3 separate regions of the Mus musculus genome follow, and all the other regions are linked to region 2. Evidence: chromatin loops called from intact Hi-C (ENCODE). Cell type or tissue: heart. All regions are shown on one strand. Each heading gives the region's core, and the rest is flanking DNA. Links, peaks and the distances in the headings are about the cores only.

What was found. A loop is a pair of places that touch in the nucleus more often than their neighbours do. Peaks named below come from ENCODE experiments on the same cell type or tissue, not always from the same donor. Only the 100,000 strongest peaks of a DNase experiment are listed, where the experiment ranks them.
Region 1: it touches region 2 in a loop (3-fold over the local background); 8 of 42 quality-filtered maps call a loop at or near these places.
Region 3: a loop joins it to region 2, with 2.2 times the contacts of the local background. A loop is called at or near these places in 2 of 42 quality-filtered maps.

Annotation. Positions count from the first base shown.
Region 1 is chrX:137,013,358-137,023,990 of GRCm38, forward strand. It overlaps Slc25a53 (solute carrier family 25, member 53), which reads right to left. Exons shown (of 7, transcript NM_001082412.2): 5 at 2,892-2,982; 6 at 1,900-2,025. The coding sequence starts at 1,988. Among named protein-coding and RNA genes, the nearest start is that of Slc25a53, 20 kb to the right of the region's middle. In heart, for the core only: CTCF peaks have their summits at 2,178 (motif pointing left) and 6,164 (motif pointing left); no DNase peak of the experiment used is centred there.
Region 2 is chrX:136,954,258-136,964,890 of GRCm38, forward strand. Tmsb15l (thymosin beta 15b like) reads right to left here. Exons shown (of 4, transcript NM_207267.4): 3 at 2,478-2,582; 4 at 731-1,225. The coding sequence ends at 1,188. Tmsb15b2 (thymosin beta 15b2) reads right to left here and starts at 3,722. Exons shown (of 3, transcript NM_001080967.4): 1 at 3,642-3,722; 2 at 2,478-2,582; 3 at 731-1,225. The coding sequence starts at 2,577. The coding sequence ends at 1,188. In heart, for the core only: a CTCF peak has its summit at 5,631; no DNase peak of the experiment used is centred there; H3K4me3 peaks cover 688 bases.
Region 3 is chrX:137,136,051-137,146,683 of GRCm38, forward strand. No RefSeq gene overlaps it. Among named protein-coding and RNA genes, the nearest start is that of Esx1, 21 kb to the left of the region's middle. In heart, for the core only: CTCF peaks have their summits at 5,826 (motif pointing left), 6,713 (motif pointing left) and 8,824 (motif pointing left); no DNase peak of the experiment used is centred there.

The DNA.
Region 1 (10,633 bases), core at 1,654-9,653, 59 kb after region 2:
GGCCATACAAGAGAGAGAGAGAAAGAGAGAGAGAGAGAGAGAGAGAGAGAGAGAGAGAGAGAATACTTAGGTGCCTAATACAAACTAGAACACACTATTTTTCTCCAATTAAACCTCAGAAAGACAATCAAAAAGATGACTTCTGACAGTCTGACCTAGATAGCATAGGCATATGTTAACCAACTATGGTTAGGGAGACAAGACACTATGATTGGAAAACACCACTGGAATTGCAGAGCTGGACACAAGAGTGCTATTACAAAAAACAGTGGAACTTTAACTCATTTCCAGGCCAAGCGATAGCTCACGGTGGCAAGGTATGACCCCAAGCCTGACCACTGGACTTCAATCTCCAGGACCCACATGGTGGAAGGGGAGAACACACTGTAATGGTAAAGGGGGAGAACTGACTTCCACAAGTTGTCCCCTACCTCTACCTATGTACACACAAGTCTAACAGGTTTCCTGTGTTTTCGACTTTAAGTGGTGGCAATTACATGCTCCGGGCAATGTTCTAGGTAATATAAGAGTCCTGAATTACTTTTTTTTTTTTTTTTACAGCAGAGACAGCTGGTTATCTCCCATGTTGTTCTCTTTCCCCATGCTACATTTTGATGGTTTCAGTGTGAATGTACACGCTGTAGGTGTTTCTAGTACCCTGAGGACAAATAGCACATTTGTGGAGATGATAGGACAGTAAACCCTTAAGAAATGAGAAACAAGGGCTGGAGAGATGGCCCCGCAGTTAAGAGCACTTACTGCTCTTCCAAAGGTTCTAAGTTCAAATCCCAGCAGCCACATGGTGGCTCACAACCATCCGTAACAAGATCTGATGCCCTCTTCTGGTGTGTCTGAGAACAGCTACAGTGTACTTACATAGAATAAATAAATAAATCTTAAAAATAAAAAAGAAATGGGAGATGAATTCTCATCCTGTTTGACCCATTGTAATTTGGTTATCTGACAACTTATACCTGAGCCTGTTAAATCATAATATCTTATTTCCCACAGCGAATCAGACCTGGAAGCATAGCCCACTAATTTCAGCTACTTGGAGGACTGAGGCAGGAGGCTAGCAAGTTGAAGGCCTGCTGAAGTTACAGAACAAATTCAAAGTCAACCTATGATAGTCAGTGAGATCTTTTCTAAAAATAAAAAGAATAAAGCAGGGCTGAAGGTAAGGTCAGTAACAGAGGACTTGTGGAAAGCCATAGGTTTAATCTATTGGAGCAGGTAGCCAAACCACAAAACAGAACTCGTTGAGGACAAAGATTATGACTTCCTAAACAGGAGGACTAACTGATTTAATACTCTGCTTTCCTCTACAGAAAATGCCTCGTAGTTCACACTTCAAGTGAATCCAACATATAAACCTTGTCTGGACCGTGATTTAAATACAGCAACTGCAAACTGTTTTTTTAATGACACAACCAAGTAAGCCTGAACACTGGCCAGATATTGGATTATTATTCCGGATTTTAAATTTCCTATCAGGATTGCCATTTTAAATGTCTGCATCTTCTAACACTATGGAAGAAAGTATTCTAAAATGAATGTTACCTTCAAGTTGCCTGAAAATAATACAGAGCTGAGGACCTACAGCACTTATACTTGAAGTAATACTGGCAAAGCCTAGTAAAAAATTGCTAAATTAAAGTGATAGATAAAACAACAAATTAATCTTTCAGGGTCTCATATTTTTATAGTAATTAAGGTAAGTTATAATACTCTACTTCTAACTAGAGTATCTGGTGACTCAAAAATGTTAATTTTGCTTTCCTCCTCATCCTTTAAGTCCATTCTCATGGTAGCAAATCCAGGGATGATCAGGGATGCGGGAACTAGAATCCTAACAGCTGAAGAACTAGAAGTACACTGTGCATCATTTCTTTCTTCTACCTGGTAACCCAGCAGGTACAGCAAGCAGTACATGGCTCCCACAGCAGGTACAGCGGCACATGGCTCCCACAGCAGGTACAGCGGCACATGGCTCCCACAGAAGCCTTGGGCAGGAATGGAAGTGTTCTAAAACCAAGGGAATAAAGAGAAATAAAATCACCACTTGATCTTTTGTAGCCTTGACAGAAAACCAGATACAGACATAAACATGGCCTCTAGGCTAGATACCGAGGCTGGTTTGCCTGTGCTGCTTAAATCCATATGCAATTTCGCCACCTGGTGGCTACTTGGCATTATTTCATTCGGTGTCTCTACATTTTATTCTGAGAACTCTGGCCATACTTAGAAAATTCTAGAAGGGCACAAAGCCTCTGAGTGAAATTTTAAATGAGGCATTTAAGTTAATCACATTCTTCCTCATATCTTACCTAGTTTCCTGGGGATCAAAAAAAATACTTATAATTGAGGGTGGAAACTGTTTATCTATAGGATTTATGGGATGCCTCAGCTGTACTCCCATATCCACAGACAAAGAAATTATCTGTTAAGTGCAAAACACATGATCTTACTTGGTGCCAATGGTACTCATCCAATTTAGCCTCAGCTAAATTCTCAAGACATAAGAAGAAACCACATTGAGCATTTTTTATTAGTTTAAATCCTGACTACTGCTAAGAAGTTCTGACTCAGCACCCATACATAACAAGATTATTTTTTCATATACAAATCTATTGTACCCCAAACAGGATAAAGCCTATGCACAGGTGCTTTCCAAATGGCAAAATAATAACCTTCCCAAAACAGCAATGATAGAGTTGGAGAGATATATTGGTAATGACGGACTTGCCTAGCAGGTGCTATGGGCTAGGCCAATTTCTACACTGAATGATAGTACAGACACACACGCATGCACACACACAAGCTTACAATCATGTAATGATCAAGAAAGCAATTAAATAATGGTTAAAACACTGATATTTGTAGCCTTTTACCATTCCTTAGTCCAATATTTCCATCCCCTGGCCACTCTCGAAAAACCTTACACGTTGTGGAAACTACATGTTGACGTCACTGGGCATCTACCTAGAAAAGAAGAAAGCACAATTATAAATCTCTGTAAGCTTAGAACATGAACTTTAAGACATGAACTTTTACAATAAATGAAACAAGAGACACTATGTGGCTTATCATCACGAGGTCTATTGGTAGTAGTATTCTATAGCAAATATCTTTGAGTGCTCGCTAACAAAATAATCCAACAATGTACTAGGAATCTATTCTTGATAACAGAAATAATGAAGCACCCATAAAAGCTATTGACATATGCAAATTATAAAATAATTTAAAAGTGAACTGAAGTCAAGTATGGTGGTATAATTCTAGCATTGGAGAGGCAGAATCAGGGATACAGTGAGTACAGGCCAGTCTGGCTACACTGAAAGGTCTTGCCTCCAACACACACACACACACACACATACACACACACGCCTGCAATCTAAATTCTACCACATTAAGAGAATAAAATGTCCATACATGTTATTGGAAATATTATATTTCCCTCTCAAGTAATGATTAAAAAGAAAGCAAACCCAGCCTTGTAACATCTAGTAAATAAACACTGTGACTAATGAAAATGTAAGTTATGTCCCCCAGACTCTTCCCATGAGACTGCACCATTCCGACCTCACAGCCAATTTCCAGTGAAAGGGCTACAAAGTCAAAACTTCTCCCAAGTTTGCTTTCCCTCCTCACCCAGCCAGTCTATGGGAGTAGGTGTGCATTAGGCAGAGGACTAGTGCACAGAGGAGAAAAAGACATCACTCATGACGGGCATTGGATTGATTACCTTTCAAGAGAGAGAGAGAGAGAGAGAGAGAGAGAGAGAGTCTCCTACTGACGGTCTTGTAATGAGGTTATTACACACCTTAGAAATCTAAAACCTCTAACACACTGTCCACCCAGTTTATAGATCCTCCAGCTATAAGGCCTGGCTTTGGGCCTAAATGCTTGCATGTATTATTAATACAAAAACCCATCTGTATAAAACAGGCAAATTAATGTATACAGAATTTTGGCCAAAGCTGAAGAGAAATTCTCGATGCCTCTGCCTCACCCTTAGCTATGTTACAACTTACAAAAAAGAATAATCAAGGGGTGGAGGTACAGCTTAATGGTAGAATGCTTACCTAGCATGTATGAGACCCTAAGTTAAACACAAGTCATCTTTAAAAAAAAACATTTTAAAAAGATGAAGCAAAAAATCAGGAACTATACACTTGAAGATTTAGCCATAGGCCTCAGGAGCCTACTTACCTGAACAGGAAAGTCAGTCTTCCTCCTAGTGTTAAATACCAGAGCTCTTCTACAGAGACTCTCCACCCCCAACCTGGCCTTTCTGGAAGGGTCTTTAGTTCTCAAAGAATGGCTTTAATCTTAGCATCTTCCTGGTTCCAGGACAAAGGCAGAACAGACCTACCTAGGCCAGTTGGAATGGCCTGTTGTTATTTGTGTCCTGGGGGCTGGATTTAATTTGTGCTGCAATCTGGGGAGAGATCTAGCAGGGAGCCAGATGGGAGCCTCTAATCAATGTGTCCTGACCTTAACTTCCTTTTCGGTTGGTGGGAGGGTTTCACAAGTTGCTGGAACTGTGGGTTGCTTCCTTCTAGAAACTGTTTAAGGCTACTCTGTGAAAGGAAACCTGAAACAAAGATCTGCTGCAATTGCATTCCTGACTGTGTGGCCCTGAGTTTGAAAAAATGACTATAACTTCTGATGATAATTAATCTTACAATTAATCTTTCTCTGTCAAGTATTGTCACAATTGTATTATTGACATAATTTACCAGAAATTAGAAATACCCCTTTCATGTTATTGATGCCATAAGTGGGAACAAGAGTCCCATTGTAAATGACTACCACTTGAGTATATAACTCAGCTAGGGAGTTTCATTGAAAATAGGTAATGTATCATTTTAAGCGTGTATGGTTTTAGGCAAAGTTGAAGGAAATCTTCTTTGTTTAATTTAAGAAGAGTATCTTTGTTCCCCCATTGAAACGTGCATTAAAGGACAACAGGAATGGTCCCGTTTTAGTACAGTCAAACAACACCAACAACTGAAAAACAGACCTAAAAAAGTAGTGGAGAAAAAAATGACACTGGTCTGTATAATTAATTTGAGGAGGAGATTTAACAAAAAAAAAAAAAATCAATGAGGAGACAAGGAGCAGCATAAACAAATGGGAGTGAACAGCCCAGAGAGCTGCGCAAGGAGTCAACCTCGGGGGCACAAGGAAGTCTCTACAAGCCACATGGAATAAAAGGCTAGTTCTAAAATCTATAAAGAACTTGGTTGCACTAGGTGGCAGTGGTGGCGCACGCCTTTAATCCCAGCACTCAGGAGGCAGAGGCAGGTAGGTCTCTGAGTCTGAGGCCAACCTGGTCTACCAAGTGCGGTCCAGGATAGCCAGGGCTGCACGGAGAAACCCTGTCTCAAACAGCGAACTCAGTTGCAATAAAACAATGACTCAACTTAATAATATAGACTTCAATAGACATTTCTTGAAGAAAGACATACATACATATGGTCAATAGATACATGAAGAATTGCTCGTAAATGATACTGATAGGGAGGATTCCATGCCTCCCCTGTCTGTTCAAGAGCTCATGGATCTATCACCTCCGTCCCAGGAGTTCGGGGCTGAAAGGTTTGTGTCATCACACCAGGTTATAGTAAGTCCCAATTATAAGCACTCCTCCTGGGATCCATTTCCCTTCGATAAGCAAAGACATCAGGGGCAAGACCACCGAGCCTTTCACTGGAAGTTGTTGAACTCCTTTTTCTTCTGTGTTCCCCACGTGCCTTTACAGAAAACTTGATGGCTTAAGCCTGGTAGGCTACCTATATACCAGAACTGCTATCCTGCACATTCTACCGATGCACTGCGGAAACTACACAGCGATTCTAGGTGACTGCTCTGGCTTCTGAAGGAAGGCATAGCCCCAGTCAAGACAGTTTTAGTGTGGGGGGTGGGGTGGGGCGGGGCTTTTGCTGTTGTGTTAGCCTGTGACACTGTGAGTGATCTCCCATTTCCTCTGGTGCTGTTTCTCCTCTGTGCACTAGTCCTCTGCCTAATGCACACCTAGTTCCACAGACTGTCTATGTGAGGAGATAAAGCAAACTTGGGAGAATTATGATTTGCAGTGAACTCTCCATGGCTTGGAACCACTTCTACCTTATAAGGGAGAAGTGCTCCCTCTGGTGGCCTAGCTAGGACCTGCTTGGACTAGTGTTAAAGACAGTATTGGGGACCTTTACCCTGCACTTTTGTTTGGACCTGGGAATCAAGGAATTCCTTAGCTCTTGGCATCAGCTTGTGTTGCAGGTTTTTATCAGACCCATGTACTGGCACTACTTAGACCTTGACATCGACCAGTGTTCCAATTCAAGCCTTAGAATGTTTGAGGCTTGCCAGCTCTGTGGAACTCTTCAACCAACCAGGGCTTTTAATCTTTCTTCCGGCTCAGCCCCTCCACCCTCCTGACTTCCAGGACCCAGTTCTTCCTGCCTACGGGGAACGTAATTACAGAGCTGGGCTTAACGGCAGCTGTGACCCTGTAGCTATGCAGGGACAGATCCTCAAGATAGATCCCTATTGAAGATACCTTCTTGGGGATGCACCTAATGGCCGCTCAATCTTGATAAACGGAGATGCACATCCTAGCACAGCAATTTTGCTTATCTCAAACAGGCCTGCATAGAACACTACTCATCTCTGAGGTATTTTGGAGGAATCCATCGCTGAGCTAAGTTCTGCTCTCTGGTTTAATGTCTCCTGAGCAAAGAGGTTAGTGAGGCCTTTATAACATCCAGGCTATCAGTTTGAATTTCTTCTGCATCAGTCTCTGGAATAAGAATCATTGGTGGGGCTGGAGAGATGGCTCAGTGGTTAAGAGCACTGACTGTTCTTCCAAAGGCTATGAGTTCAAATCCCAGCAACACATGGTGGCTCACAACCATCTGTAATGGGATCTGACGCCCCCTTCTGGTGTGTCTGAAGACAGCAACAATGTACTCACAGATATAAAATAAATAAATTTTTTTTTTAAAGAATTGTCGGTGTGCAAATATGAGGACCCAGCCAGGCGTGGTGGCGCATGCCTTTAATCCCAGCACTCGGGAGGCAGAGGCAGGCGGATTTCTGAGTTCGAGCCCAGCCTGGTCTACCAAGTGAGCTCCAGGACAGCCAGGGCTATACAGAGAAACCCTGTCTCGAAAACCCAAAAAAAAAAAAAAAAAAAAAAAAAGCAAATATGAGGACCCTAGTTCAAAACCCTAGCACCCAACAGGAGGATCCTTGGAGACCTGCTGCCAGCCAGCCTAGCCCCAGGTTTAGTGAGACTCCCTCATCTCAAGGGATTAATGTCTAAAGTGAAGAGCAGGACATTCAAAACCCTCCCCTAGCCTCTACCCCAACACAAAGTTTTTAAAGAGATTCTGAAGATAAACTCCATTCATGTAGGGGTTGGGTGGGGAGCTGTCATGGAGGCCAGAGGAGGGCTTTGAATGTCCTGCTCTTCACTTTGGACATTATTCCCTTGAGATGAGGGAGTCTCACTAAACCTGGGGCTAGGCTGGCTGGCAGCAGGTCTCCAAGGATCCTCCTGTTGGGTGCTAGGGTTTTGAACTAGGGTCCTCATATTTGCACACCGACAATTCTTTAAAAAAAAAAAAAGATTTATTTATTTTATATCTGTGAGTACATTGTTGCTGTCTTCAGACACACCAGAAGGGGGCGTCAGATCCCATTACAGATGGTTGTGAGCCACCATGTGTTGCTGGGATTTGAACTCATAGCCTTTGGAAGAACAGTCAGTGCTCTTAACCACTGAGCCATCTCTCCAGCCCCACCAATGATTCTTATTCCAGAGACTGATGCAGAAGAAATTCAAACTGATAGCCTGGATGTTATAAAGGCCTCACTAACCTCTTTGCTCAGGAGACATTAAACCAGAGAGCAGAACTTAGCTCAGCGATGGATTCCTCCAAAATACCTCAGAGATGAGTAGTGTTCTATGCAGGCCTGTTTGAGATAAGCAAAATTGCTGTGCTAGGATGTGCATCTCCGTTTACCAAGATTGAGCGGCCATTAGGTGCATCCCCAAGAAGGTATCTTCAACAGGGATCTATTTTTAGGATCTGTCCCTGCATAGCTACAGGGTCACAGCTGCCCTTAAGTCCTGGGCTGTAATTGCACTCCCTGCGGTCTTATCAGGAAAAGTGTGATTCAGCCAGGTGGGCAAGCTGAAAAGAACACTAGCATACTTTAAAACTCTGGCAAAATCCTTGCTGTGTGAATCACCCATCTGCCCAGGTGGCCAGACTTGCAGGCTCCTGCCTCTTAAATTGCTCAAAGCGTAAGCTGGGTCCTGGACATGAAAGGAATTTGAGGACTACAGAGACTATAAAATGAATAAGCCTAAGGTGTATATAAGTTAGTAAAATCTTCTATCAGGGGCCTGTTCTTCTTTGGGCACTAGCAACAGCTGGCCAGACTTTTCCAGTAAAGAGATTTTCCTTTAACAATCTCTTAAGTGTGCAGGGTGATATTTCTCACTGTGAAGGCATATTGTTTCTATAACAAGCTAACTCCCCAAACCCTCCTCCAAGTATCTTAAAGCACTATATCAATGAGTCCACTCAGACCCATTCCTGGGGTAGTTTGGTGTCCTGTCCACAGTAGGTTTTTCTTTTTTTTTTCTTTCTTTTTTTGTTTTTTGTGTTTTTTTTTTTTCGAGACAGGGTTTCCCTGTGTAGCCCTGGCTGTCCTGGAACTCACTCTGTAGACCGTGCTGGTCTCTAACTCAGAAATCCGCCTGCCTCTGCCTCCCAAGTGCTGGGATCAAAGGCATGCGCCACTAACAGAAGACAGATCGCCCTCTAAAGTTTGTCAGTTCCTGAGCTCCAAATTAGATGGCAACTAGCAGGCTGTAGAGGGAGAGAAAATGAAGCTTTACTTCCTCTGCTCCCCAGAGCCCCGAATACAACACTCAGCACAGGCTTGGCGCTCAGAAGAATCTTCCCACCAGTAGTGGAAATGTGCAACCAGTGGCCTAGAACACTGCGTAAAATTCATCCGAATGGGATCCCCAGAGTACGGATGGACTCTGGGCAGCAACAACCTTCTCCAGAATCTCAAGGCTCCTTTCAACCGTGTGCCTCCCTTCTCTTATCAAGAACAACTGAGTGATGCTTTGGATCCAAGCCCCCAGAACAGTGATGTGTCCTCTGCAGAAGCCAAGAGTTAGGCCCATCTCTTACTTCCTCCATTCAGTGGTCCCTTCTCAATGTGGCCTTGAGAGAAAGAAAAAGGCCTCTGATCCCTTCCAGAGGTGTAGCTAGAAGTTTGCTTCAGACACAGCTTGAGGGAGCCACCTCCCAGTTCTCCAGCCATCTCCAAACTCTAGCCAGGGGTCAACCCTGGGAGTTGCAGGGCATTGAAATGACCTGGAATTTGCTATAGGGCCAGAGCATTGGCCAACTTGTTCTTGTACTTGGAATTTTTTCTGCTAAAACAAGAGCTGGGCCTGTCCCTTTCTCATCTGTTGAACCTTTCCCCCAATTTCTAGTCTAAGCTGATTGGAAGCGTACCAATCATTCTGATGTGAGAATGAATTTTCTTATAAGAACAGTTTATTGTGATTCTTTTAAGCTGCTGGGCCAATCCTGACTTTCAACGTGCCATTTCTGAATCTGTAACGTTCTACTGTTTCCCACTTTTGTGTCTCATACCTAACTCTCCCTGCATGCCTGAAGCACAGGGCCAGAATTTCTAGGTTGGACTCTCTACTTATTTTTGGATCAGAACCAGGACATTGTGAGCAAAACTCTGAAGCCTGCTATTTATTCCATTGCTTCATCTTCTGAAGCGTGGGCATAGTAGCGATATATACCTCTCATGTGCTAATGAGGAAAGAAGCAATGAGCTGAACTAGAAATTGTAATTCATAAAAATGACAGGATTATCTCACAGAATATATATTGTTGGAGTAAATAATAAATGATTAGAAGTAATCTAGGGGCTGTAGACAATGGAACAGTGCTTACACATTTATCTTTCATTTAACCCCCAACAACATTTAGGTAATTGTTAAGTACACTCTCCCACTTGTTTGTGTTTTTTAAATTAAATATAATTAATTGATTTAATTTTTTTTAATTTAAAAAATTTAATTAATTAAAAAGTCTGAACCAGTGGTGTAAAACTTTCTCCTTGTTTTGAACTCAAAGTTTCCACTTCTAGAGCTGAGACAGAGGGTGTGGTTGTGCAGGCCTTCAATCCTAGCCCTTGCGAAGCAGCAGCAGCAGGCTACTGGTGAGTTATAGGCAAACCTGGTCTCTACAGTCAATTTCACGTCATTTCAGGACCACATAGTGGGACTGTGTCTCAAAGGAAAAAGGACCTGACACAAGGTACAACATTTACAGATACTTCCTATATGAAGTGAACCAAGCCAGGCTTTTAGAGAAATGCAAATACTACATGTTCTTGCCTTTGTGAAATCTAATTCCATTACAGTCAGAGACAGAAGCTAGGGTGACTAGGAAGTAGAAGGTGGGCGTGGGGTGGTGGAGAGGTGGTGGTCAAAATAAGAAAACTTTCAATTGGATGGGAGAAATGATTTTTAAAAATCAGTTTCACCTAATTCTTCTGTGTGTGGGTGCTCTGGCTGCCC
Region 2 (10,633 bases), core at 1,772-9,771:
TTATTATTTGATCTGTTGTTCCTTTATTTTCAGTTGTGACAATTTAAGGATGGAAGTTCTTATAAATCCTTAGGAAGGAATAAGCAAGTTAACGTTTCAGGTCACAAATATACAGCCTTTTAAAAAGAAGATAGGTAATTAAGATCCTAGTCTGGATGGTTATTCCTGGGTGGTAGAAGCCCTCCTCCCCCAGCTCTGTCCTGCTTCTTCTCCCCACTCCCTCTTTTTAGAAGCTTTCTCTTAGAACCTTATTTAACTTCTACTAACCTTATGAGAATGGCTCTCAAAGGGACTAAATTAGCCAAACATTGGGAGCTAAAAGGATGCATATGAACTGGGAGAGACACATTAAATCAGCAGCTCTCATGTTCACTAAAAGAATCAAAATGCTTGGTTCTTAAGACAGTAAACTCTATTCAGTGCAAGGACCAGAAAAGAGATGAACTAATTTGTCATCTGCAGAGGTTACATTCTCAGTGCACACTCAGTAGAAGACTCTGTTGTCTTTACTTACAGGATCTTTTATCAAGTGTCTTCTGCTCCCTCCACATCCAACTCCAGGTTTGGGTGTTTCCACTAAGTTGAGAAACAATTTTAAGGATGCACGGTAATCTTTTCCATCCCATAGACATCAATTTAGGCCCTATGCTGACATTCTTTCATTCCAAAAGGAAGGCATCACTCAGTAGCACTTCCTCACATTTCACACATGTGCAATCTGCTCAAGAGGTTTTCTTCCAACCATGTTTATTGGAAACAAGTACCCTTGTGTAATTTTATCCCTTAGGCTACAAAGAGTGTACCATGGGAAGTTTGGGACTATAATTTAATGTCACAGTCGAAATGAAAATAGGCCCAAGGAGCTGTGAAACTATGCAAGGTCACAAAGATGATAAAGCAACTGAGCACCTACTGTAGGTTAAAATTGTCTTGCCTTGCAAAGCAAATGAAAAACCTATATGCACCAAGGCCAACAAAAGAGTGTGGACAAGGAAGTTACACACCAGTGAGCAGTACCAAAAAAATTTAATGATTCATAGCAAATGCTGACCTTTGCAGCCAGGGTAGTAAATGGATCTACCAGGAGCTGCCTAACATGTCTATATATTGCATAGGGTTACAGAAACAAGCCTAGAGCCATGACTGTTAGGCAATGTTGTTGTTGCTCTTGAAAGGAGAGTCTCATTTTATGTTCTTTCATTGTGTTCTTTCTCTTGCTGGATAGCTAGGGATAAAAAAAGAAACATGAAAATATCATTAGAGAGCCGGGCATTGGTAGGACACACCTTTAATCTCAGCACTCAGATCAGAGGCAGGAGGATTTCTGAGTTCGACGCCAGCCTTGGTCTACAGAGTTACTCCAGGACAGCCAGGGATACAAAGAGAAACCCTGTCTGGAAAAACGAATATACATATACATATACATATACATATACATATACATATACATATACATATACACATACACATATACATATATACATATACACATATACATATACATAAACATATATATACTTATATATCATTAGCAGAGGATTTTTCTAATGTCTAGTGTCTTCCTAGAGTTTGTACAAGGCTTAGCTACTGTGAACTAAGGCCTGGTGTTTGAAACCTGCACCATTAAAAAGAATTCTGTGCTAAATCTTCAAATGGCCTCATACATGCTTTAATTTCAAAATACTATGTAAGGTAGCACCCACAAATCCTCACAAAGTGCTATGTGAGAGTACATAGCAACCCTTATAATATCCATTAGAATCTGAATCAACTATATGTTTTATATTCCACTTAAGGTAGGTGTATGCTGATGCCACTATTTGACACTAAATGGCAAATTAAGTACTCCATAACAATACATCTACCACACTCCAATAAGGAAAGGTATATTTTCAGACCGTTTTGTCTGCTTTTTGGAACTGTCTGATAATTTTGGTGTAACAGAGGGCAAAGCATGGCACAGCATTTGTGAGTGATATTCTCCAGGAAGCTGAAAATCCGGGGAATAGCAGCAAACCTCTGCGTCTGGGGGCAGCAAGCATATTCGAGATCTGAAGTCACTCCATTTACAAAAGGTCAGAAGCACTGGCACAGTCCACTAGGGGGACAAGATCACACTCAACCTTGTCAAGGCAGCAAACACCACAATTACAAGTGTATATCCCTGGATTTTGGTTGTTGTTGTTTGGTTGGTTTTTTTTTTGTTTGTTTGTTTTGATTTTTGGTCAATTATTTCAAGATTAATTTTAACGTGAGTTTCATAATTTTCAACAGAAAATAGCTTTTGTTTCTTTATATTACTGATGTTTGTTATGCAGAAAGCACTTACATATCCCCAGTAACAGAATCGGCTACTGGATATTTGAAACTATTAAGTCTGGTAAGATATTATTTACTCGTGAAAAACGTAAAAGAACATAGCATAGGTTTCTTGACTGACTACACCAACTTTCCCTACTAGAAACCCCATGACTTACTTTCCTTCGACGGAAGAGTATTTTTTACTTCAGTATTAGTTTTCTTCAACTTTGCTTTGTCAAATGTTTCAACTTCTGACAAGTCTGGTTTATCGCTCATCTTGTCTAAAAGAAAGACAAAACAAAGTTGCCCACTAGAACCATGATCAGATTAAGAGTCACAGTAAAAACATTCATTTACTATCAGTGAATGTTTTGCATGCTGTTTTCCAAAACAACGGATCTTAGAAAGTCGTGTTTGTCTTAGAGTCCTCTGATTGCAATGCATTAGCTCATTTCTGGTGGAAGTAAATGAGAGCAGACAAAGATGCTGGAGAAAGCAAGATACTCTAGAAACCAGCAGTGGGGACGTGGGGGTGTGGCTCACTTTAAAATTCCCAGCAAAGGCAAAATAGAAGTGACAAAAATTAGCAGATAAGAATAGAAGAGCAAATAAGGGCTAGATTTGACTAGGGAAGACGTGAGGGACTATCTGAGCATTTTCACCTTCTAGGCAGTTACTTTTAGGGTATTTGGGAATGGTGGTGAGCATCATACAGAAAAACTGTCATACAACACTGTACTGACTTCTAAAGGATGATGAAAGCTGGTATATTAACCATTAGAGTATGAATGAAAGGCAAATACAAGTTTCACACTATATCTTCTTGTAGCCTTAGTAAACATGTAAGGGGGAAAGATAAACAGGTTGAGACTCAGAACTTCAGCAGAATGAAGTAAGCCAAATAGAGTTAAGTTCTACTTCACAGTTTTCACTGTTACTAGGTAGGAAAGCAAGGTACACATGGAGCCATCCCTGGTATCTTCTGAATTTCACAAGTGGATCAGGAAAGGAACAATAGGAAAAGACCCCAAAGGTCAGAAGGCAGAAATCTTCTGTATCACCCCAGTGGGGCAGGACACAATCTGTTGACCAAAGTATAGTGGAGAATCGTTATCTTCAAAGCTGCCACATGGCCAAACACAATGTCATTCAATCAAGGATACCCGAAGGCCCTCTTTTATGCTGAAAGCCAGAAAAACTGGGATTCACAACTTTGTAACCACAGCGCTGGACAGAGGGTGAGCAGACAGCTTGGTCCGCCTTAAAACACAAAGACAATAGAGCAAGCACTAGCAGTCGCCACTGTGCTTGGCCTTGCAAATGCCAGGGGAGATTCTCACCTGCCCGTTCCAAGACTCTCTTCAGGCCAGCAGTTATGTCCACAGTTACCTCTGGATCAGGACTGTGCTCAGGGGTGCAGTGACCAACTGATTAACTCTGCCGCGGGTACCGCCCCTATATCCCGCCCATCCCCTCTATGATTGAACAGAAGGTCTAAATGTAATCCCTACACAGGCGTCTCTGATTGGACAAATCCCGGCTTGACACGCCCCCTCCTCAGGTCTAGTGTTCTGGGTGGCTGTCTCTGTTCTGTTTACCTGCAGCCCACCTATAGCATGGCTTGATGATGCCTAAGAGATAATGATTGGCAAGGGTCAGTTCCCCTTCTCTTCCACAGATTTAGCCCTGGGGTCCACAATTCCTTCCTTACAAATGCATTCATTCCTCCGCCGATTTAGAAGCCTCACATTAAACAGCTATACCTTACCCAGTTAAATTTTAATATCTGGACTTCGGGGGCCAAACTGAATGAGTTGTACCCTGCATTCTTGTTGTTGCTTTTGTTGTTGTTGTTGTTGTTGTTGCTGCTGCTGCTGTTTTGAACAGATGCTCAGTAACCTCTGTCTAATCTCTGCTCCGCTCGTAATGCAGACGTGAGAGTCAGTGGTTCAGGGCCATGCATTCCTGAACATTGCCTATGTAATCATGTGACAGTTTAGACTTTTTGTGCCATTGACCAGGAGAAGAACTACTTTAGAATTAGCACAAGGCAATCTACAGACACTAGTTTTCACTTAGAACTTTGGTTGATGCACAAGAAACAGAAGATGGAAACTGCAGTTACCTCCTCGCAAGGCTTAGGGGTTTTCCCAGAAGAGGGGCAGAACGATTTTTAAGAGCTAGAGGCACTGGACTACTACAGTGTTTTTTGAACAGATGTGATTACAGGTACATAACCTGATCAAAATTAAAATAAGACCATATCTCAGCGTGGGCAGCTGAGAAGTACTGACAGTTGACGGTTGTTTGGAAAGGGAGAGGCAGTTTTCTTCAAAGGTGAGGTCCCTGAGAGGTTACACATGTTCCAGCAGATAGCCCAACTCCCGGGCATATACTGGCTCCATCTTTTCCCCCTGCACATCTTGTAGGCAGGACAAATTATAGGTATAAAGTTATGTGGCTGGGTTGGTGTCCCAGTCTCGCCATTGGAAGTCTCACCTGGTTCCAGGAGATGGCAGCTCAGGCTCTATATCCCCCATTGCAAGGAGTTTTAGCTAAGGTCATCCTCATAGATTCCCAGGAGTTTCCATCGCCCTAGGTCTCTAGCTCATCCCAGAGAAGCCCATCGTCCGATCTCAGTACACTCTCCCTCCATCCTTTCCCCACCTGAGCCAGGAATTATTTTGAAGATGCAACATTAAGCAATGGCAACATAGCCCAGACATAGAGAACAGTGAGACAGTTGACTCAGGATATACAAATGCTCCATATTTGATAGTATTTTGTTATAAATGAATATGGAGAAAAAGGCTAGTCGACAAATGATATAAGAATACCCGAATATTTATCTAGAAAATTTGAAAGTGAACATCTCGCCTCATAGTGTTTACATGCTAGGGTTGAACCTGGGGCCTTGCACATGCTAAGAAAGCACTCTCACCTCCAGCCCCCATCCTCACATTTCACGTGAAGTCAATTCCAAATATATTTTGAGAAGTTAATGTGAAAGGAAAAACTAAGGCTATCTATTCAAAGAAGAATTGCTCCTCAGGAAACACACAGACACTGTAAAGAGAACACACAAAGGATTGAAGTGAGAACAAATAACTCCCATAATTAATTTTAAAAACTGACAAAACTCAACTAGAAACCTGACAAATGTCTTGAATAAATGACTAACAAAAGAAGAGATCCTAATGTCCAACTGACATATGTAAATATGCTCAGCATTATTAACAAGCAGGAAAATCAAATCATGAGACTTCATTTTACTGGCACTGGGTTGGAAAACTAATGTCAGGTAGTGCCGTCTGCTGGCCTGCAGGTGGAGCAACAGGAACTGTTGAACACAGATTGGAAGGGAAGAACTCTGTGTGTGCTGCATAAAATGTTAGGCAGCATTCAGTTACACTGAAAGTGTGTACACCCAACAAACCTGTAATTGCATTCTTAGAAAAATATCCTACAGAATCCTGTATGTAGACACGTAGTTCTTTATGGCTGAATCATATTGTGTATACTTGTACCTATTTTTATATGATGGTATTCAACTCTAGATTTATTATGTCTTTAAACCAATATAGTTGTTCATTAGCTCTTGATTTCATTGATCTCAAGTCCTGAAAGGAACATTTCAAATATGCCAAAAATGACTAATGATCACAAAATGAAATATTAATAATGACTTTTAAATTAACAAAACAATTATTGTAGTGTTAATTTTACTCAGAATATTTAAGAGGAAAAAATGGTAGGTCTATGTAATTTTCCAATATTCTTTAGGTTTTATGTGAACTGATTTACATTGTGCCATGCTTTGGTTGTAAATCATCATAATTCCATAACTTAACATTTCAACATAAACATTTAAAAGTTGTGTGTAAAGCAATTAGCTTAAATTTAAACAGCTACCACAAATTAGTCTTAAAACATGCTCTGACCCTTTCAGGCCTGAACCAAAGGGAAGCCATTGTTCTCCTAACAAAGTGAGTTCCAGGACAGCCAGGGCTATACAGAGAAACCCTGTCTCCAAAAACCACCCCACACCAAAAATAAAAAAAAATCATAGATATGGGCTGGAGAGATGTGGCTCAGTGATTAAGAGCACTGACTGCTCTTCCAGAGGTCCCGAGTTCAAATCCCAGCAACCACATGGTGGCTCAGAACCATCTGTAATGAGATCTGATGCCCTCTTCTGGTGTGTCTGAAGACAGCTACAGTGAACTTAGATATAATAAATATGTAGGCCGGACTGAGTGGGGCCAGAGTGAGCAGGGCCGACCAAAGCAAGCAGGGCAGGAATGAGCAGAGGTCCTGAGTTCAATTCCCAGCAACCACATGAATGGCTCACTAGCATCTGTACAGCTACAGTGTACTCATATACATAAAATAAGTAAAATAAATCTTAAAAAAAACATAGAAACAAGGAAATCTGTTATCTTCAATTCTTAAATACAAAACTTAGCATTTTGAAAATGTCCCTGTATGCATGTATTAATATACCCACCCACAGAGGCTAAAAGAAAGACACTTGATCCCCTGGAGTTACAGGCAGTTGAGTCACGTTGATGTGAGGCTATGAACTGAACCTTAGTCTTCTGCTTAGCTGGTGCTGTGGATCTTATTTCCTACTGAACAAGTAAGTTGTTTCTCCCTTTCCCAAACTATGTTCTGCCTTGCTATGGCTTGATGCTAGGCCTTGTGTGTGTGCCAACCAAGTCTACAATCAGATTCACAGCCTCCAACCCAAAATTTTTTTGGTATGTGTGTGCTATGTGTTTGTTAGTATTTGTGTATATGTGTATTGTGCAGGTGTAGATGTGTGTGGGCATGTGCATACATGTGCATGGACAGGTATACTAGTAGAAGTTAGAAATTGATACTGCTCTTCTTCTACAGCTCTTCAAAAAAATTTTTTTTTGTTTTTTAAATCAGGGATCTCATTGAACCTGGAGCTAACGATTGTGGCATGAATACCTGACCAGAGAGTTCCAGAGGTCCTCTTGCTGTTGCTGTCCCAGCTTTAGGATTACATGCATGTGCCACCATGCCTGACATTTTATGTGGATGTTGTCAATTCCCGCTTGGATCCTCATGCTTGCAGAACAAGCCCTTTACTGATTCAACCCTCTCCCCATCAAAACATTTGTTTTTTTTTTGTTGTTGTTGTTGTTGTTATTGTTTTGGTTTGTTTGTTTGTTTTAAGGTAGTAAAAAGTTGTGGCGTGAAGCTTTGTTTCAAAGTTAGCTGTAAATTTGGGGGTGAGACCTTCCTCCCATCTACCTCTGTAGCTTCCTTCCCAAACTATAGTTTTCTCAGCACAACACCCTACTCCTCTGTGACTGAAGGAAGGGAAGAACAGTGGTTTCTGGACGTTCCCTCATGCCATGATGCTCAGCACCTGGCAATTTTCAAGTTTTACCTTTTATATGTATAGCTACAGAATACGGCAGGGTTTTTCATGGTGTGCTCTACTGACATTTGGCACAAGATCATTCTTTATTCTTACTGTCTGTTTTAGACACAGAAGGATGTTTATCAGGGTCCCTGGCTATTACTCACTGCACACCAGAATCACAAGTCATGTTCTACATATGGAAGCATCAAAACAGCACCATCAGGGCATATAGCTCAGTTGACAGAATGCTTCCCTAGTGTTCATGAAGTCCTGTGTTTAAGCCCTATCACCGTATAAACTGCCCATAATGGTGCATATATGTAACCCATCATTGGGAAATAAAGACAAATCAAGGAGGCGTTCAAGACCATCCTCAACTACATATTGTAAGACCCTCGAAGCTGGGCCTCTGCTCAAGTCCCGGGATGAGCTGGCCAGCACCCCAATGACTCGAGAGAAAACCACACCTGATGCAAACTGCAAGAGGTTATATTATCAGCTAGCTGAGGATGAACTCTTTCTGCCTTGCAGGGCAGGGTAGTTTGCACCAAGCAGTGACAATTAGGGGGCTTTTAACAGCGAGCTGAGGGATTGTGAAGAGTTGGGAAGAGGGTTGGGAAGAGTTGGGAGGAGCTGGGCAGAGTTTTTTTCTTCTGGGTGTCCTTGGTGAAATTTAAAAGTCAGACGGATTGGGGAGTGAGTTCTTTCTGAATTTTTATCTCCATGTCCTCAGCACAGGAAGCAAGGCAAGTGCCTGGCTGGGTCTTTTACAATGATCGCATCTCTAGTTGTAAAGTATAGAAATAAAATGCTTTTTGCTGGCTATAGAGAACAAAGAGCTTCTTCTTCCAGGGAGAAAAACTCTAAATGGGGGTCTCACAATATCAGGTTCAAGGCCAAGTGGGAAAACATGAGAAACCCACTCCCCACACGCACACACTTAACAAATCTTAAGACATGGACTAGTCATATTAGATGCAACTTGGGGGCCAAGACACAAAGGAAAACTTACAATCAAGAAAGAAACAAGAGTTACATGTGGCAGCACAGAGCAGTGGTCTGAGCTACTTGGGAGGCTCCACAAGAGGTCATTTGATCTTAAGTCCAAAAGATGCCTAAGCAACTCAGTGAAACCCTGTCAGGAGGGAATGAGAGAAGGAGATGGAGGGAGGTGGGGAAGGAGGGAGGGAGGGAGGGAGGGGGGAGGGAGGGAGGGGGGAGGGAGGGAGGGAGGGAGGGAAGGAGAGGGCCTTCTGTTGCAACCCAGCTATACTTTGACCAAAAGGTTCTCAAAGGCTCCTTTTATGAGGCTGAGCCTCAACTTCTTTACCATGACCACTTCAATCCTGGGCCACCAGCTGCCACTGAGCAACAATGACATCCCTTGGCTTCTCACAGTGCTGAGCCTTACCTGCTCTCATGAGCCTTCATGCCTTCAAAATGAGTGCCACCTGGGTGACTCTTACATATTACCAAGTCCAGCTGCCAGCTTGAGGTTCAAACTTGGCTGCTTTTGGAGCCCAGCTTCTGTATGCTGATGATCAGGAATCACTTCCCAAACTATTTCACCTCAGTGATTATGGTCTCTTCTTAATCACTACTAATTTCTTAGTTCCAGCTAACCAGCATCAATTGTCCCAAAAACACAAGGTTTTGCTTTAGTAGTTCTGTTATCTTGTTAATCACAGCTGATTCTTCAGCTCCAGATGACCAGCACCACAGATTCCTCATAGAAAAAGGTGAGTAAAGTCTTTGCTTCCCTCGGAGAATTCACAAGCCACACTTTGATTGTCCGCAGTTCAACATCTCTATCTCCCAAGATCCCACAGAACAGCTCACTGAGATCTCAACACTCAGTAGCTTTTCTAACTCCAAATCCCAATGTCCTTCCACAATTCTCCCCCAAGACATGGTCTTGTCTGTCACAGCAATATTCTCCTTGGTTCCACTCCCTGGAACCAACTTGTCTTACTTAGGGTTATTATTGCTGTGATGAAATACCATGACCAAAGCAACTTGGGGATGAAAGAGTTTATTCAGCTTATACTTCCATATCACTGTTCATCATCAGAGGAAGTCAGGACAGGAACTCAAACAGAGCAGGAATCTGGAGGCAGGAGCTGATGCAGAGGTCATGAAGAATTGCTGTTTACTGGTATTCTCAGCCTGCTTTCTTATAGAACCGAGTACCACCAGTGCAGGGATGGTACCACCCACAATGAACTGGGCCCTCCCCCATCAGTCATTATGCACTTAAAAAATGTTTTAAAGGCTTGCCTACAGTTCAATCATGTATATAAGCCCAATGGATGTATAGAAGTTCAAGGCACCGTAGCTGGGGAGGGGTTAAAGAGAGGGAAGGAGGAAAGAGGGATGCACTTCTTCAATTAAAGACATATTTCAAGAAAAGAAAAGAATACTCTTCGAAAATGAGGCTGTGATATTTCAAGTCCTTTGGGAAAGGCTGAAGCCTCAGTGCCTTTGTGACATGTGAAACAAAACTTTTTTTGTCTGGGATGGCAGTGGCAACAATAGTAGCAGAAGTGCCTTGTCTTCTATTTGATGTTTTCCAGGTCATCTTCAGGAGCTCTTGGGAAATGAGACCCTCTTTAGAAAATGTGGCAAGAAGAACGGATCAGCCTCCACCAATGCTAGTAGTAGTGAAGGACACAACATGGTGGCATTGCTCCCATGTCAGGAGAAGAATGGATCAGCCTCCACCAATGCTAGTAGTAGTGAAGGACACAACATGGTGGCATTGCTCCCATGTCAGGAGCCTACGTAATTAACATCTGACTGCATAGTATAGCTTGCAACAACGTTGTTGTTTGTTTTGGTTGGGTTTGTAGAGGTTTCCAATATGTCTCAGTTCTGCTGTCTTACAGGCTGTACCAAGGCAATATATCATGGTAGGAATATATGGTGAAAGCCGCT
Region 3 (10,633 bases), core at 1,848-9,847, 180 kb after region 2:
AGAAATGGGGCAGGGACCAAGAATTATACAAAACCCAGCTCTGCTCTAGGTTGGGGTGGCAAAAGCCTCTACTTGTGACTTTTTATTCTGCTCAGTTGTTTGCAGGAGTGGTTTTGTAAGGCTTTGCAAAATGCCTTCATGGTGGCCGGCCCTGCTTAGGATAATAGAAGGTTCTTTTCCTTGGTGTTCCTCTTCTCTAGAAAGAATTGACTATGAATGTGATTTAGACATCTTGAGATGACATATACAGCAGTGCAGTTAGTTACCCTTTGAGGCTAGTCTATACAGCCCATAGAACCATAACAGCTACTGCCAGGCAGGCAAAATATGACAGACACTTCTCTTCCTCAGAAAGCTGAGTTACAGGTACTGTTTCTTTCCTTCCACCATGTGAGTCCTAGGGGTGGAACTCAGGTTGTCAGGTTTGCATTCTAATGCCTTTCTCTTTACTCACTGGGACATCTCACTGTCCTTGCCCTTTAGCAACTGTAAAGATTCTCCTTATTAATATTCATGAGAGTTCTTTGCATTGATATTTGTAAGCACCCTTGGCATCAATTTCCCCATAAACAAACAAAGATATTGTGGGAATGGAGCAATTTGGATCCCTAATTAAGAGCTGTGAGACTTTCCCTTGCTGCCCTGGCTGTCTGAGCAAAAAGGACTGACAGTCAAATCAGCCAGCTGGGCTTCCTTTAGGCTCTCAACAGCCCTCTTGGATATTCCAGGGATACATTGAGACAATTATGCAAGCATATTTAGCCAAGACTATTAGTATCAGACTTCTCGCTATCACAAGCCCCAATGGCTTCTACTTGACCCTGCAAGTATTTTCACCTTGGCTGGGGAGAAACATCTGTCCTGGTTGCTTCACAGAGTGACCGCTCTGACAGGTGCTAAGAAACAGGACTGTAGCTGGGTGTGGCAGTGCATGCTTTAAATGCCAGCACTTGGGAGGCAGAGACAGGAGGAGTTCCAGGTCACCTGGAACAAAACAAAATTGCAATAGATAAAAATCCGATTTTTGAAGGGCTGTAATTAGTGGAAGAGTAAGGCCCAAAATATGCCTTGATGTTTGGTATCTGGAGGCAGGGCTGCAATTAATCTAAAAGAAACTATGCTAATTGGTCCAACCCCCTCCTTTTTCAGGCTACAGGAACAGGCTGCTCAGGCCCATTTAGTGAGCGGGATGGGTGGAAAAGTTCTGATTTCCTCTGGTTTATTGGGAAGACAGTTTTTTTAAAAAAATATATTTTTTTTTAAGATTTATTTATTTATTTATTTGTTATATGTAAGTACACTGTAGCTGTCCTCAGACACTCCAGAAGAGGGCGTCAGATCTCGTTACAGATGGTTGTGAGCCACCATGTGGTTGCTGGGATTTGAACTCCTGACCTTCGGAAGAGCAGTCGGGTGCTCTTACCCACTGAGCCATCTCACCAGCCCCTTAAAAAATATTTTTTATTAGGTATTTTCCTCATTTACATTTCCAATGCTATTCCAAAAGTCCACCATACCCTTCCCCCACTCCTTCCCCCACCATACCCTACCCACCCACTCCTACTTTTTGGCCCTGGCGTTCCCCTGTATTGGGGCATATACAGTTTGCGTGTCCAATGGGCCTCTGTTTCCAGTGATGGCCGACTAGGCCATCTTTTGATACATATGCAGCTAGAGTCAAGAGCTCTGGGGTACTGGTTAGTACATATTGTTGTTCCACCTATAGGGTTGCAGATCCCTTTAGCTCCTTGGATACTTTCTCTAGCTCCTCCATTGGGGGCCCTGTGATCCATCCAATAGCTGACTGTGAGCATCCACTTCTGTGTTTGCCAGTCCCCGGCATAGTCTCACAAGAGACAGCTATATCAGGGTCCTTTCAGCAAAATCTTGCTAGTGTATGCAATGGTGTCATCGTTTGGAGGCTGATTATGGGATGGGTCCCTGGATATGGCAGTCTCTAGATGGTCCATCCTTTCGTCTCAGCTCCAAACTTTGTCTCGGGAAGACAGTTTTTAAAAAAGCTAATTTAGTTTACTTGATAGCTCATGATGCATGATCTTGCTTCATTCTTCCTAGTGCTGGAGTTAGTTTTATGCCACAAAGACTGCCTAAAATATAATATAACATAAATTAGTATTAGTGGTTCTTTGAGAGTTTTGCACAACTTGTGTCTTAACCGTATTCATCCATACTACTTCTAGATCCAATCTCCTTCCCTATCAATCAACTGTCTATCCTTTAAAAAATACCCTCCAGACAAACTTGTGCTGCCCAAAATGTTTATTTCTGTAGTCTTTCAGTGGACATGGTTGAACAATTAGGAGCCACAGTCTCAGAGAAAACTAACCCATACCTTCCCGTCACGTAACAACCCCCATGTGTTCAATGGTTAGGGGTGGTATTGTATGGTATTGTATGCCCAACTCCCCTCTACTTACAAGGATTTGGTCTGGCCTGGGATTGCAAAGGTTTTTCTGAATGCTGTCACAAGCATTGTTAATTTATATGTACAGGTGCCTTGATATATGCCAAAGATGTTTCTTACAGTTATTCTCCTCCTTCTTGCCCCTACAATCTTTCTGCTCCATCTCTTAGCCTTGGGTGGAGCAGTGCTATATTTTGCCCCCGTATGCTGAGCATTCTACAGTGGTTTTATTCTCTGCATCCTGGCCAGTTGTGGGTCTCTGTGATAATTACCGTCTACTGCAAATAAAAGCTTCCCAGATTAGAGCTGAGAGATGCACTAATCTATAAACAAATATTGTTTTAGGCATGTAACTTCAAGGATTGAGGGGATAGTTCAGCGGGTAAGAATGCTGGTTGTGCATGTATGAGTGCGTGAGTTTGAATACCTAGCAAACACACAAAAATCTAGGATGATTAGAAATTCCTGCACTGTAGGGTGGAGACACGTGAATCTCATGAGCTCATGGCCAGCCAGCTTAGATAAAATGGTGAGCTTCAGGTTTAGTGAGAGGCCAGTGTCTCAGGGAAATGAGGCAGAGAGTGGTAGATAGAGCAGGACATTTGACAACCTACTCTGGCTTTACACCCCCGCGCGCGCGCACACACACACACACACACACACACACACACACACACACACACACACAACACACACACACACACACACACACAAACACACAACACACACACACTCACACACACACGTACCATATACCACATACACCACATACCACCACACACACACCACACACACATACCACACACACAAAACCACCACACACACACACACACACACACACACACACACACACCACAACAACACAACAACACACACCACACACCACACACATACCTACCACACCCACACCACACAGACATACCACAAAGACACCACACACACAACTGCAACCACTCACATACTACACACATCACATACACACCACATACACAACCACCACCACACACACACCACATACCCAAAATACCCCTCACCCCACCCCACCACACACACACACACACACACACACACACACACACACACACACACACACACATCAAATATACACAGACGGTCACACTATCATATACACAAGCATAATGAAAATACAATTTTAGATGACAAGTTTTCTAAAAGTGTGAACCACCCTTTAACTAGCCCATGTTGTTGTATCCTATTTGATCATATTTCCTGTGATTTTTCTTGAGACAGGATCTCACAGGTTGGCCCCAAGCTCATTGTGAAGTTCAGGATGTCCTAAAACTCATGTGTGGGGCTTTGTTCTACTCTGCTGCTGGGCATGGCTGCTGGGGAGGCGAAACTTGGGGAGCTTGACTGTATATTCCAATGTGGCTGCTGGGCCTGTGGTGGGCTGTAGGGAAGTGCCAAGATACTGCTCAGAGGGTGGGAATACACAGTCTGAGATGTGGGAAATCAAACTGGTATTCCCTGACCCCCAGACCTCCAGTCATCACTAGAGTGCTGCACAGAGGAGTCAGGAATGAAGGATGGAAGGATGGGGGGGGGGAGGAAGGGGGAGTCCACAGCCCATGACAAGGCTGGGATCATTTGGGGCCTGTGGGCTAAGGACAGCATCTAGCTGGAGGCCCTGGGCTGGTTGCTCCACCTAGCTTATTGGGGGAAGATAGCAGTGGTTGTTTGGAAATGCAGAGAGGCCTTCTACTGAAGACTTAGGTGGGGCACAGCTCTGTAGGCAAAGGCTTTTTCTGTGCTCCCCATGGCAGTGGTAGATGAAAGAGACAGTCCTTGGCTCCAAACTGCTTGTTGGTTGTTCATCTTGGAAGATGGATGTGTGCCAACTGCTCAGGGTAGGCCAGAGATTAAATAACTTTTGCAGGGAGGAATATCAGGGCATGGGAGCTTATTGGCTAAACTCTCAGGGCCTCAGGGTCTCCTTTAGCATGGAGACCTATGTTCTGGACCTATGGGATCACAGGTCACGTTTCTTTATGTGGGAAGTGTGGCACACGTCCCTGGCCAGGACTGCCCACTTTCCCTTTCGTCCCTCCAAACCTTTTCCATCTACTGCAAAGAAAAGTTTCCTTGATGAGGGGTGAGGACTCCACTTCTCTGTGGGAATAAGGACAAACATTTAGAGTGTAGATAGGGATTATGATGGTTTGGTCGTACTACTTTTCCAAGGCCCATGACGTCACTAGCCCTGGGTTTCCAGTACCAGGCCTAGTTTCCCTCTTGTTATGTGAGTCACATTTACGATTCTTTAAAAAATTTAAACTGCATCCATGTCTTATCTTGTCTGCCAGCCTGCCTGCTCTTCCCTCTGTATGCAATTGTACCCGAAGCATAGGTAGAGAGGTCAGAGGACAACGGATAGGAGTCGGTTCTCCCTTTCTACCACGTGTGCCCTGAGGATTGAACTTTGTTGTTCAGGTTGGGTGGAAACACCATTTCCAGTGGAGCCATATCTTTACCCTTCAAGTACGTTTTTATTATAGACGTACATCACCATGCTTTACCCATTTCTTCTTCTTCTTCTTCTTCTTCTTCTTCTTCTTCTTCTTCTTCTTCTTCTTCTTCTTCTTCTTCTTCTTCTTCTTCCTCTTTCTCCTCCTCCTCCTCCTCCTCTTCTTCTTCTTTAAAAAAAAACTTTACTTATTTATTTAGAGGGGGAGCGATATCATGAGATCATGCTGCCATTGTTCACAGGAGAATATTCGAGGGCAGAGGATTCTCCTTCCACTATGTGGGTGTCTTGAGGATGGAAGGTGGCCAGGCTTTATACCCAGTGAGCCATCCTGCCGCCCCACATTTACTATCCTCATCTCTGTTGCTATTTTTATACAAAAAAGTAGGAGAGCACACTAGACACGTGTGGGGCTCTCATTCAACTAAGATAGATTTCGTATATGAAAAGAAAAGTTTTATCAGCCTCTTTGAACCTGTGTGTGTGTGTGTGTGGGGGGGGGAACGTGGTTTCTGTATTACAGACGTTTTCAGAAAGTTTAAGCAAAGGCAAACCACTTGCCATAGGGCTCACATCAAGTATTTTATAATTAGAACAATAATTATTATTTTGGAGGCATTTGGCACCTTGATTAAATGCTTGCTGCAGAGACTACTATCTTCCTACTGTTTCTGCATCTTAGATTATGAACTGAACATATATAGTGTTGGAAAGGATACCTGTAGCTGGCCATGTACTGTCACTAGTTATATCCAGTTATTTGTGCTGGCGTTGGGAAAAAAAAGAACAAACAAAACCAAACAAACAAGGTTTTCTTAAGAAGTAGGAGGTAGTGTTTTGGTAAGGCTGAGAGCTGGCCTGCAGTTTGGGGCCATTAGCTGCCAGACTCACCCTGCACTGATCAAGAGCTCCCTCTGCTGGACAACTAGGTTTCAAGCATCCTCCTCGGTTTTAAGAGTGAGTGCTTTTAACTTCCTCCGGAGAATCAGCTGGAAGACTATAACTAAAAGGAGAAGCATGCCGGCAAATATAACGTACAAGTAGGAACAAATCCAAATATAAGACATGTTCCAAGGGATCTTCGGTTATCAAATGCTGAGCTAAAAGGTTAAATACAGCCAGGATCTCTTGCAGAAGAAAATGGTGAAATAAAGGAGCAGACAAATGTGATCAAGGATGCTCTGGACATGGCTGATGTCGGTAGTAGCACAGCACGGGCCTGGGCAGAGAGACATACTGGAGGAATCTACTGATTGACAGAATGTCTCTAAAGAGAAACGTGGCATGGGAAATGGAAGCCCTTGGATTTGTCAGTTTGAAGTGGCATCTTACTTTATATATAAAAAAATCCTTCAGACTAACTTCCAATTCATAATTATAAGTTTACTTATTCAAAACTTATTAAACATGAAATGTGCAAATATCATGCAGTCAGATGATAGCTGATATAGGCTCCTTGATGAAAGACACACATTCCTTACCTTACAGGTGGTGTGACTTGGAACATGTTACCTCTACCCTCAGTTGCAGGCAGAAAAAAAAAAGTAGTTATTTTGTAATTACACCAGTAGTCAATTCTCTTAAAATAAAGGGTGGGCACAAGATGTTTTCATTCTATTATTCTGAGAGATTAATAGTTTTGGTAGATTGTGGTGGTTTCAATATGCTTGGCCCATAGGAACTTGTACTGTTAGGGGATGTGGCCTTGTTGGAAGAAGTGTGGCTTTATTAGAGGAAGCGTGTCATTGTGTAGGCAGGCTTTGAGGGCCCCTGATGCTCAGTCTCCTCTCAGTGAGGAAGAGCGCCCCCTCCTGGCTGCTTGTAGAAGACAGTCTCCTCCTGGCTGCCTTCAGATCAAGATGTGGAACTCTCAGCTCCTTCTCTAGCACTATGCCTGCCTGGATGCTGCCATGTTCCTGTCTTGATGATAATGGACTGAACCTCTGAACTGTAAGCCAGCCCCAATTAAATGCTGTCCTTTACAAGAGTTGCCTTGGTCATGGTATCTGCTTACAGCAGTAAAACCCTAAGTGAGACATACATTTTGATCTTCTTGTAGTATCAATTGTCTAGGAGCCTTAACCCATCTTTCCTTCTGCTTTTTAAAAAACACAGAGGAGAATGTTTTGGGGAGATGGAGTAAAGGCAGTTACAAAAGAACAAGCAACTTGCTTTACAATTGTGTTAATGTTTTACTTTATTTTGAGACAGGGTTTCACTGTACATTCCAGACAGGCCTTGAGTTCGCTGTGTAGCTCAGGTGGTCCTTGAATTTGGATCAGCCAGCCTGCCAGGTACTGGGCTGATAGATGTATTCACACATCCCCAATTCACTGAACCTTTTCTTAGGCCGTGGTAACTCTGATGACTTGGCAAACCCCCTAAGGTGTCTGATCTTTTTTATTCCGTCTGCTTCACTGCCTTTCAGCTGGCACCTTTCTAAACTTTAGTGTTTAGTTCTGAAATGCAAATCATTCCCAATTCTGCTTCCTTACCTTCTGGGGTGGGGTTGGGGGAGAGCAAGCTCCCGTTAGGCAGTTTGTGTGATTTCAGAAGAGTGATGAAGGAAGGCTCTTATCTCCTCCTTCACCAGTTTGGAAAGGCATCCGTTCCTACTAGTACTAAAAGTTTCTAGGAGAGGGGTGACATTTCTGCCAGCATGAGATTCTCACCACAATCACTTTCTTACACCTCCATGTTCTTGAAAAAAAATTTTATGTATTTTATTATTATGCAAATATTTTGTGACTTTTTCTCATGCACCACCTGTGTCCCTGGGGCTCCAGGAGGCCAGAACAGTGCATCAGCTGTCCTGGGGCTGGCTTGGCAGACATTTGTGAGCTGCCATTTGCGTATTGGGAACTGAGTATTGGTCCTTTTCAAGGGCAGCAAGTACTCGTAACCACTGAGCCATTTCTCCAGATTGCATTGCATTGTCATATTCTATTTTTGTGGTTATCACTCACATCAGCCTGACTCATGAGTGAGAATCCTAGTTTTTGCGCCAAAGCATTGGAGGTCAAGAACAAGAGATACGGTGTATTTGGAAGCAGTTCCCTGGTAGGGCAAAAGGGACTGGCAATGCATGCAGCCCACACAGAAGCTGGATTTTTGAAGACATTCTAGCTTTGTTAAGTCCTTCTATTTCTGTCCAGTAAGGAAGCTTAGGAGAAACCCGAGAATAGATATTTCAGATATCCCACACATTTTCCTCCTAAGGTGCTGGAAATTTGTGAGTTAAAAAATAAAGTACTCACAGCAGCAAATACGGAGACAAAGTGTGGAGCAGAGACAGAAGGAAAGACCATCCAGAGACTGCCCCACCTGGGGACCCATCCCATATACAGTCACCAAACCCAGACACTATTGTGAATGCCAGGAAGTGCTTGCTGACAGGAGCCTGATATGGCTGTCTCCTGAGAGGCTCTGCCAGTGCCTGACAAATACAGATGTGGATGCTCACAGCCAATCATTGGACTGAGTGCAGGGTTCCGATGGAAGAGCTAGAGAAAGGACTGAAGGAACTGAAGGGGTTTGCAGTCCCATGGAGGGAGCAAAAGTGTCAACCGGCCAAACACCCCAGAGCTCCCAGGGACTAAACCACCAACCATAGAGTACACGTAGAGCGACCCATGGCTCCAGTTGCATATGTAGCAGAGGATGGCCTTGTTGGATATCAGTGGGAGGAGAGGCCCTTAGTCCTGTGAAGGCTGCATGCCCCACTGTAGTGGAATTTGAGGACAGGGAGGCAGGAGTGCGTGGGGGAAACACCCTCATAGGAGCAGGGGGATGGAATAGGGGGTTTCTGAGGGTGGAAACCGGGAAAGGGATAAAATTTGAAATGTAAATAAAGAAAATAGCCAATTAAAAAAAAAAGAAAAAAGTAGTTTTAGTACGCCCTCATGTGGCCAAATAGCATACTGCAGCACTGACTTAAAAAAATTTTTTTTTGTATTTATTTACACAACAAATGCAGTTTATCCTTCTTGGTGCCCCCTCATAGAGTTCTTCCACCATCTCCCCCCTTTCATCCCTGAAAGCGTGCTCCCCCAGGTATTTCTTCACACTGTGGCATCAAGTGTCCAGGGGATTAGTTGCATCCTCTCCCACTGAGGCCGGACAAGATAGCCCTCTGCTATGGATCAAACCATGTATGCTCTTTGGTTGGTGTCTCAGTCTCTGGAAAGTTAGTTAGTACTGTTGGTCTTCCTGTGGGGTTCCTATCCCGTTCAGTTCCTTCAATCCCCTAACTTTTCCATAGGGGTTCCTGACCCCCATCCAAGGCCTGGCTGTATCTGCATCTGCCTCAGTCAGCTGCTGGTAGAGCCTCTCAGAGGACAGCCATGCTAGGCTCCTGACTGCAAGCACAACATAGCATTAGTAATAGTGTCAGGGTTTGGTGCCCCTGCATGGGATGGATCCCAAGTTGGGCCGGTCACTGGTTGGCCATTCCTTCAGTCTCTGCTCCATTTTTGTCCTTTCATTTCTTTTAGACAGGAGCAATTTTGAGTTGAAAAATTTGTAGGTGAGTTGGTGCCCCCATTTCTCCACCGGGGGTCTTGTCTGGTTTCTAGAGTTGGTCTCTTCAGGTTCCAAATCCCTATTGTTGAGCATTTCCACTAAGGTCACCTGCATTGACTCCTGAGAGCCTCTACCATCCCAGGTCTCTGGGACTTCCTAGAGATTCTTCCTACACTCAACCCACTGCAGCTGAATATTTTCATTCATTCTCCAGGCCCTCTGACCCTCTCTCCTGACTCTCCCAATATCTGATCTTGTCTCCCTATTCCCCTCCCTGTCCTTCAACCTAGGCCCCTCTCCCTCTGCCTCCCATGACTATTTTGTTCCTTCTTCTAAGTAAGATTTAAGCATCTTCACTTGGGCCTTTTTACTTGTTTAACTTCTTTGGGTCTGTGGGATACATTTTGGGCTTTCTGTAGTTTTTTGGCTAAACTCCACTAATCAGTGAGTGCATACCATGTGTGTTCTTTTGTGACTGGGTTACCTCACTCAGGACGATATTTTCTAGTACCATCCATTTGCCTAAGAATTTCATGAATTCATTGTTTTTAATAGCTGAGTAGTACTCTATTGTGTAAATGTACCACATTTTCTGTATCCATTCCTCTGTTGAGGGGCATCTGGGTTCTTTCCAGCTTCTGGCTATTATAAATAAGGCTGCTATGAACATAGTGGAACATGTGTCCTTCTTACCGGTTGGGACATCTTCTGGATATATGCCCAGGAGAGATATTGCTGGATCTGCTGGTAGTATTATGTCCAATTTTCTGAGGAACCGCCAGACTGATTTCCAGAGTGGTTGTACAAGCTTGCAATCCCACCAACAATGGAGGAGTGTTCCTCTTTCTCCACATCCTCGCCAGCATGTGCTGTCACCTGAATTTTTGATCTTAGCCGTTCTAACCTGTATATCAAGGTCATTTTGATTTGCATTTCCCTGATGACTAAGGATGATGATCATTTCTTTCTCTCTCTCCTTCTTTCTTTCTTTCTTTCTTTCTTTCTTTCTTTCTTTCTTTCTTTCTTTCTTTCTCTCTCTCTCTCTCTCTCTCCCTTCCTCCTTTCTTTATTGGATTTTTTAAAATTTACATTTCCAATATTATCCTATTTCCTGGTTTCCCCTCTGAAAAAACACTCCCCCTATCACTTTCTCTGCTCCCCAACCCACCCACTCCTACTCCCTGGCCCTGGCATTCCCCTAT